2 separate regions of the Homo sapiens genome follow, and region 1 is linked to region 2. Evidence: read pairs that join two places in POLR2A ChIA-PET (ENCODE). Cell type or tissue: A673. All regions are shown on one strand. Each heading gives the region's core, and the rest is flanking DNA. Links, peaks and the distances in the headings are about the cores only. Region 1 overlaps RGS10 (regulator of G protein signaling 10). Region 2 overlaps MCMBP (minichromosome maintenance complex binding protein).

Region 1 (2,918 bases), core at 94-2,593, 320 kb after region 2:
TTTTGTATTTTTTGTACACACAGGATTTCACTATGTTGCCCAGGCTGGTCTCGAACACCTGAGCTTGAGTGATCTGCCCACCTGGGCCTCCCAAAGTGCTGGGGTTATAGGTGTGAACCACCGTGCCCAGCCTAGTTTTTAAATATTTTATAGAGATGGGGTCCCAGTATGTTGCTCAGGCTGGTCTTGAACTCCTGAGATCAAGCCATCCTCCTGTCTCAGCCTCCCAAGGTGTTTGGATTACAGGCATGAGCCACTGTGCCCAGCTGGCCTGGTTCTAATTTAGCTCATGTCATCTGGTGAATGTCTAAAATCCTGGTAGTTTCCCCAGGTGCTTGGATTTGGAGTCCCAGGGGATCAAGAAGTCAACATGTATTTTGACCCCCCATAGAACATCAGAGATCACAGGAGCTGTTACTATTAAGTAAGTCCAGTGTGCTCTGATACAGATTTTCTCCAAAACCATTTTTAGCTGTGTGGCCCCCTAGCTGTTTGCAGCAATTAATATTTATGAGACTTTATTTAAAAAAATATATCATTTAGAGGTGGTTTGCTGTGCTGATTTATTTATGTATTTATTTAATCAGATGGAGTCTCGCTCTGTCACCAGGCTGGAGTGCAGTGGTGCAATCTCAGCTCACTGCAACCTCCGCCTCCCGGGTTCAAGCAGTTCGCCTGCCTTAGCCTCCCTGGTAGCTGGGATTACAGACATCCACCACCATGCCCAGCAAATTTTTGTATTTTTAGTAGAGACAGGGTTTCACCATGTTGGCCATGATGGTCTCGATCTCTTGACCTTGCAATCTGCCTGCCTCGGCCTCCCAAAGTGCTGGGATTACAGGAGTGAGCCACCTCGCCCGGCCTTGCTGATTTCTTAATTAAAAGTTTATTTTCTCCTAGATTTGAACTTTTTTTTATAGAAACATGTCTCTAGCTTTGGAAAGAAAAAAAGTCAATGGGGAAAAAAGTGTTAGTTATAGAAGTAGTTTGCTTGATAGATGGTTATTTTAGAGATGGGAAGAAAGGAGCTCACATTTGTTGAGCATCTACTGTGTCCCAAGTGTGCTGCTAGGTGCCTGATGTGCTTCCATTTTTGAATCCTTATGATAACCCAAGAGATGGGGGATGATTTTCAAATATACACAAGAATTTTGCCCAAGATCCTATAGTTTTGAATTGGGGAAACTGGGTTTTTTGTTTTGTTTTGTTTTGTTTCGTTTGAGTCAGAGTTTCGCTCTTGTCACCCAGACTAGAGTGCAGTGGCACGATCTTGGCTCACTGCAACCTCCGCCTCCCAGGTTCAAATGATTCCCCTGCCTCAGCCTCCCAAGTAGCTGGGACTACAGGCACCCACCACCACACCCAGCTACTTTTTTTTATTTTTAGTACAGACGGGGTTTCACCATGTTGGCCAAGCTGGTCTTGAACTCCTGACCTCAAGTGATCCACCCGCCTCAGCCCCCTAAAGTGCTAGGATTACAGGCGTGAGCCACCGTGCCCGGCCAGAAACTGGGTTTTGAACCTGGCCCCATCTGAAGTGACATTCCATGGTTCTTCCTTGACTCCAGGAAGGGATCACATGCCATAGAATGAAGCATGCTTTAATTGTTCCCTCCTCCTACAGGCAAGTGGCCAAAGTGTGTTATTTGGAGATTCCCTGTTCCTCCCAGGAGACTTCTCAGTGTCGTGAGTCAGAGAGTACAGTGGAAGATGTGCAGATGCAAAGAGTTTTCATCCATTTTCTCTGTGCACCAAAATGTAAGAGGGTTGCCAAAAACCTCAGGCATCAGGATAATGATATTTATTTATTTATTTATTTATTTATTTATTATCATTATTTTTAGATGGAATCTTGCTCTGTCGCCCAGGCTGGAGTGCAGTGGTGTGATCTTGGCTCACTGCAACCTCCGCTTCCTGGGTTCAAGCGTTTCTCCTGCCTCAGCCTCTCAAGGAGCTGGGATTACAGGTGCATGCCACCACACCCAACTAATTTTTATATTTTTAGTAGAGATGAGGTTTCACTCCTGACCTCTGGTGATCTGCCTGCCTTGGCCTCCCAAAGTGCTGGGATTACAAGTGTGAGCCACTGCACCCAGCCTATAAATGATATTTAATGCAGTGTTTTAAAAGATCAAAATTAATGCAGAAACATCCGTAATGAACAAATATCCGAAGTTTAAATAAAGTCAGGAAAAATAACAGTGTGATGCTGAGCCATATTGGACTCTGAAGCAAAAGGAAAAATCAGCATAACCGATCCTGTCTTTATTTAAAATTTGGGTATTTTGTTCATCATGGATTTTTTAGCATAAATTTTGATTTTTTGAAAAAGTATTGCCTGAGGAACTGGGCGCGGTGGCTCATGCATGTAATCCCAGCACTTTGGGAGGCCGAGGTGGGTGGATCACCTGAGGTCAAGAGTTCGAGACCAGCCTGGCCAACATGGTAAAACCCCGTCTCTATTAAGAATACAAAAATTAGCTGGGTGCGGTGGGAATCACCTATAATCTCAGCTACTTGGGAGGCTGAGGCAGGAGAATCGCTTGAATCTAGGAGGCAGAGGTTGCAGTGAGCCGAGACTGTGCTACTGCACTCCAGACTGGGAAACAGAGTGACTCTGTCAAAAACAAACAAACAAACAAAAAGAGCTATTGCCTGAAATGACATTTATCTTGATGCCTGGGTATTCTGGCAACCCTCTGACATTTTGCGCCATCACGTGGGTCCCGTCCTGCAATGAGTTTTTTAATCTCTGTGCCAGATAATGAGCTAGGTGCTGGAGATACAAGATGAGGACACATAGGAGCCTTCAGACTAGTGGGAGTCAGTCATGTAAATAGTCACAACACAGCACCATAATTCTAAGTCTGTGCACAAAGCGCCATGGGGAAGCAGTTGCTGTTGAATCAAGGTTCTCT
Region 2 (2,918 bases), core at 286-2,785:
CACAGGGACCAAAATTACCATTTTTTCCCCTGCCTTGCTTCTACCAGGTCTAATCAGTAAATGGCCTTGACTATTACTAAGTCCATCATGACAGACAATTTTGAAAGGTTTTTTTTTTTTTTTAAATTGTGAAAAATCTTCTGGCCATTCCAAGTTTTGTGTTAATCCGATGTTGCAGTTTATGAATAAATGCAAAGTTAATCATCTTGTTTTTGTTTTTTCCTTTTCTTGGTGTGGTTTAATAGGTTTTGAGATAGTGCACAGTTCTAGTTTTAACTGTCAGCCTTTGGGAAAAGGCTTTTTTTAATTTTAGGAAAAGCCTTTTTTTTTTGTAGTACTGTGGTATATTGAAAACAGACATTAGTCTGGAAGTTAGGCATCCTGTGTTTTGGTTTTTCACTTATTTGCTAACTAGCAGAATGACTCTTGGTCTCAATTTATAAAAATTTATAAAATAAAGGACTTGCTTTAAGGTCTGTTTCCTGATCTAAAATTCCAAGATATTGGTACTTCAAGACTAATATCTTAAGCTTTGTGTCTGTTCTAACAGTGTGATTTCATGTGGTCTCTTGTTAGGTTTATGAAGATTGGGATTGTTTCAAAGTAAATGACATTCTTGAGCTATATGGCATACTGTCTGTGGATCCTGTGCTGAGTATACTGAATAATGATGAAAGGTGAGTCTGTGTGCTCTTTTTTTGGTCTCCTTTATTTTTATATAATTTCAAGTTTTCAGGAGAGTTACAGGATGGTTTTAAAGAACTCCCTTTTCCCTTTCTCCCAGATGTACCAGTTGTAAACACTTGCACCCCATGTGTTTTGTCATTCATTTGTGCTCTCTATGCACACATTTTTCTGAAACACTTGAAAGTATGTTGCAGAAATCAAGCCCTTTTACCCCTAACTGCTTGTCAACATTTCCTAAGAGTACTGACTTTCTCATATATAATTAGAGTACAGGTATCAAAACTAGGAAATTTGCCACAAATATACAATACACTAATCCACAATCTATACTTAATTTCACTAATTGTCTTAATCATGTTCTTTCTTACACGTCTCCCTTCTGCATCCCCCAGTCCAGGGTTCAGAAGCTCGCTCATTCTCTATTTCTACTGAGTTCATACTGTATTTCTGATTCCAGTTCAGCACCACAGGTGTCGTTCTGCTTGTTCTCCTTTCTGTATTAGTGTAACTCTCTTAAACTTGATTCCCATTTTTCACAATCTTATCATTTGCACATTTTTACAACATAGAGAAGGGAATTTCAGAATTGTTAACTCATACCTTTACAAAACATAAACCTAAATAACTAGAGTTCAATCTGAAACAGTCCTCAGCCTTTGTCTTTCATGGTCTTGCCACTTTTTTTTTTTCCTTAAACAACAGAAATATATGTCTTCCAGTAGTTCTGGAGGCTGGGAAGTCCAAAATCAAGTTCCCAGCAGATCTGGTTTCTAGTGAGGGCCCGCTTCCTGGTTTACAGATGGCTGTCTTCTCACGTGGTAGAGAGCAGACAGCCTTGATGCTTTTGAAGAGTGTAAGCCAGTTACCAGTTACTTGTTTCCTCATGGTTAGACTCAATGTTTTGCATTTTTGGCAGGAATATTACAGAATTGATGTATCCTCAGTATGTTACAGCAGGAGGCATGCGATGTCAGTTTGTCCCTTTACTGGTGAGGTTAATTTTCATTAGTTGGTTAAGGTGGTGACTTCCAGATGTCTCTTCTGTAAAGTTACATTTCTCACTTTGTAATTGACAAGTAACTTGGAGGAAGGTACTTGGGGACATAAATATCCAGTTTCTCATTAAACTTTCACCAATTTATTTTAGCATTCATTGATGATTCTTGCTTGAATCAGTTATTACTTTGTTGGCAATTTTCTAACGCAGTACATTTATTTATTGGCATTCTACTATAAAAGATACCTCTTCCATTTGTTTATTCAAGTAATGTATTTACTTATATTTAGTATAGACTAATAGATTCTGATTTTATTCAATGTTAATATCATTATTTTATTTCGAGACCCAAATTTTCCCAGATTTGGCTAGTGGGAGCCACTTTAAGCAGGTGCCGGGTCCTTTTTTTGAGATGATGTTATCATTTTTTAACATTTATTTTCTGGCATATTAAGCTGTTGCAGCTTCATCGTATGCTTTGAAGATCTGAGTCCTAGATGTGCTCGTTGGTACTGGATTAGATTTGCATCTAGGCCCTTAAAGTAGACAGAGCTAGGATACATGCAGCATATGGATACATATATACGCACCCACATTTAAATGCACACATACACACTCACATGCATGTTTTGTGTATTTCTAATGTCTGTGAAAAACCATGGGTTCATATTTCTGATTCCAGTTCAGCACAGCAGGAGTCACATGTTCTAGTTGTTCTCCTTTCTATATTTATGACTTCTTTTTCTAACAAATTTGATTCCCATTATTCACAATCTGTTGTTTCCCCATTTCTACCATATACAGAAGGGAATTTCAGAATTGGTAACCCATACCACTACAAAACAGAAACCTAGTAATTAGAGTTCAATACATTTCCAGTTCATTTTTATTTTAGAATGCAGCTGTGTAGTCAGAGCTATGTTCCACTTACTCAGGTAACTTTTCTTCCCCTTCAGTGTGATTTCATTATTTATTTTACTTAGAAAGATTCTCAGAGGTGTCATTCTCGGCTATCCCCATTCCTGCTGTCTGTTCCCACCCAGCCTCCTTAGGGAACCACAGTTTCTGGTTTATCCTTCCTGTATTTATTTTTTTACAAAAATATGAAGATACGTATACATTTTATTTCTACCTTTTTCTTCTATAAAAGGTAACATGGTATATATACTCTTACACTTTTTAATTTTTTTTATTAACAACATATCTTGGAAATCTAGACCTTCCTCATTCATTT

What was found. Peaks named below come from ENCODE experiments on the same cell type or tissue, not always from the same donor. Only the 100,000 strongest peaks of a DNase experiment are listed, where the experiment ranks them.
Region 1: POLR2A ChIA-PET joins it to region 2 with 5 read pairs; 2 of 35 experiments call an interaction of 5 or more read pairs at or near these places.

Annotation. Positions count from the first base shown.
Region 1 is chr10:119,527,757-119,530,674 of GRCh38, reverse strand. All of the region lies in intron 1 of RGS10 (regulator of G protein signaling 10), which reads left to right. Among named protein-coding and RNA genes, the nearest start is that of RGS10, 14 kb to the left of the region's middle. In A673, for the core only: no CTCF peak of the experiment used is centred there; a DNase peak (open chromatin) is centred at 1,654.
Region 2 is chr10:119,845,372-119,848,289 of GRCh38, reverse strand. It overlaps MCMBP (minichromosome maintenance complex binding protein), which reads left to right. Exons shown (of 16, transcript NM_001256378.2): 8 at 577-677. Among named protein-coding and RNA genes, the nearest start is that of MCMBP, 26 kb to the left of the region's middle. In A673, for the core only: no CTCF peak of the experiment used is centred there; no DNase peak of the experiment used is centred there.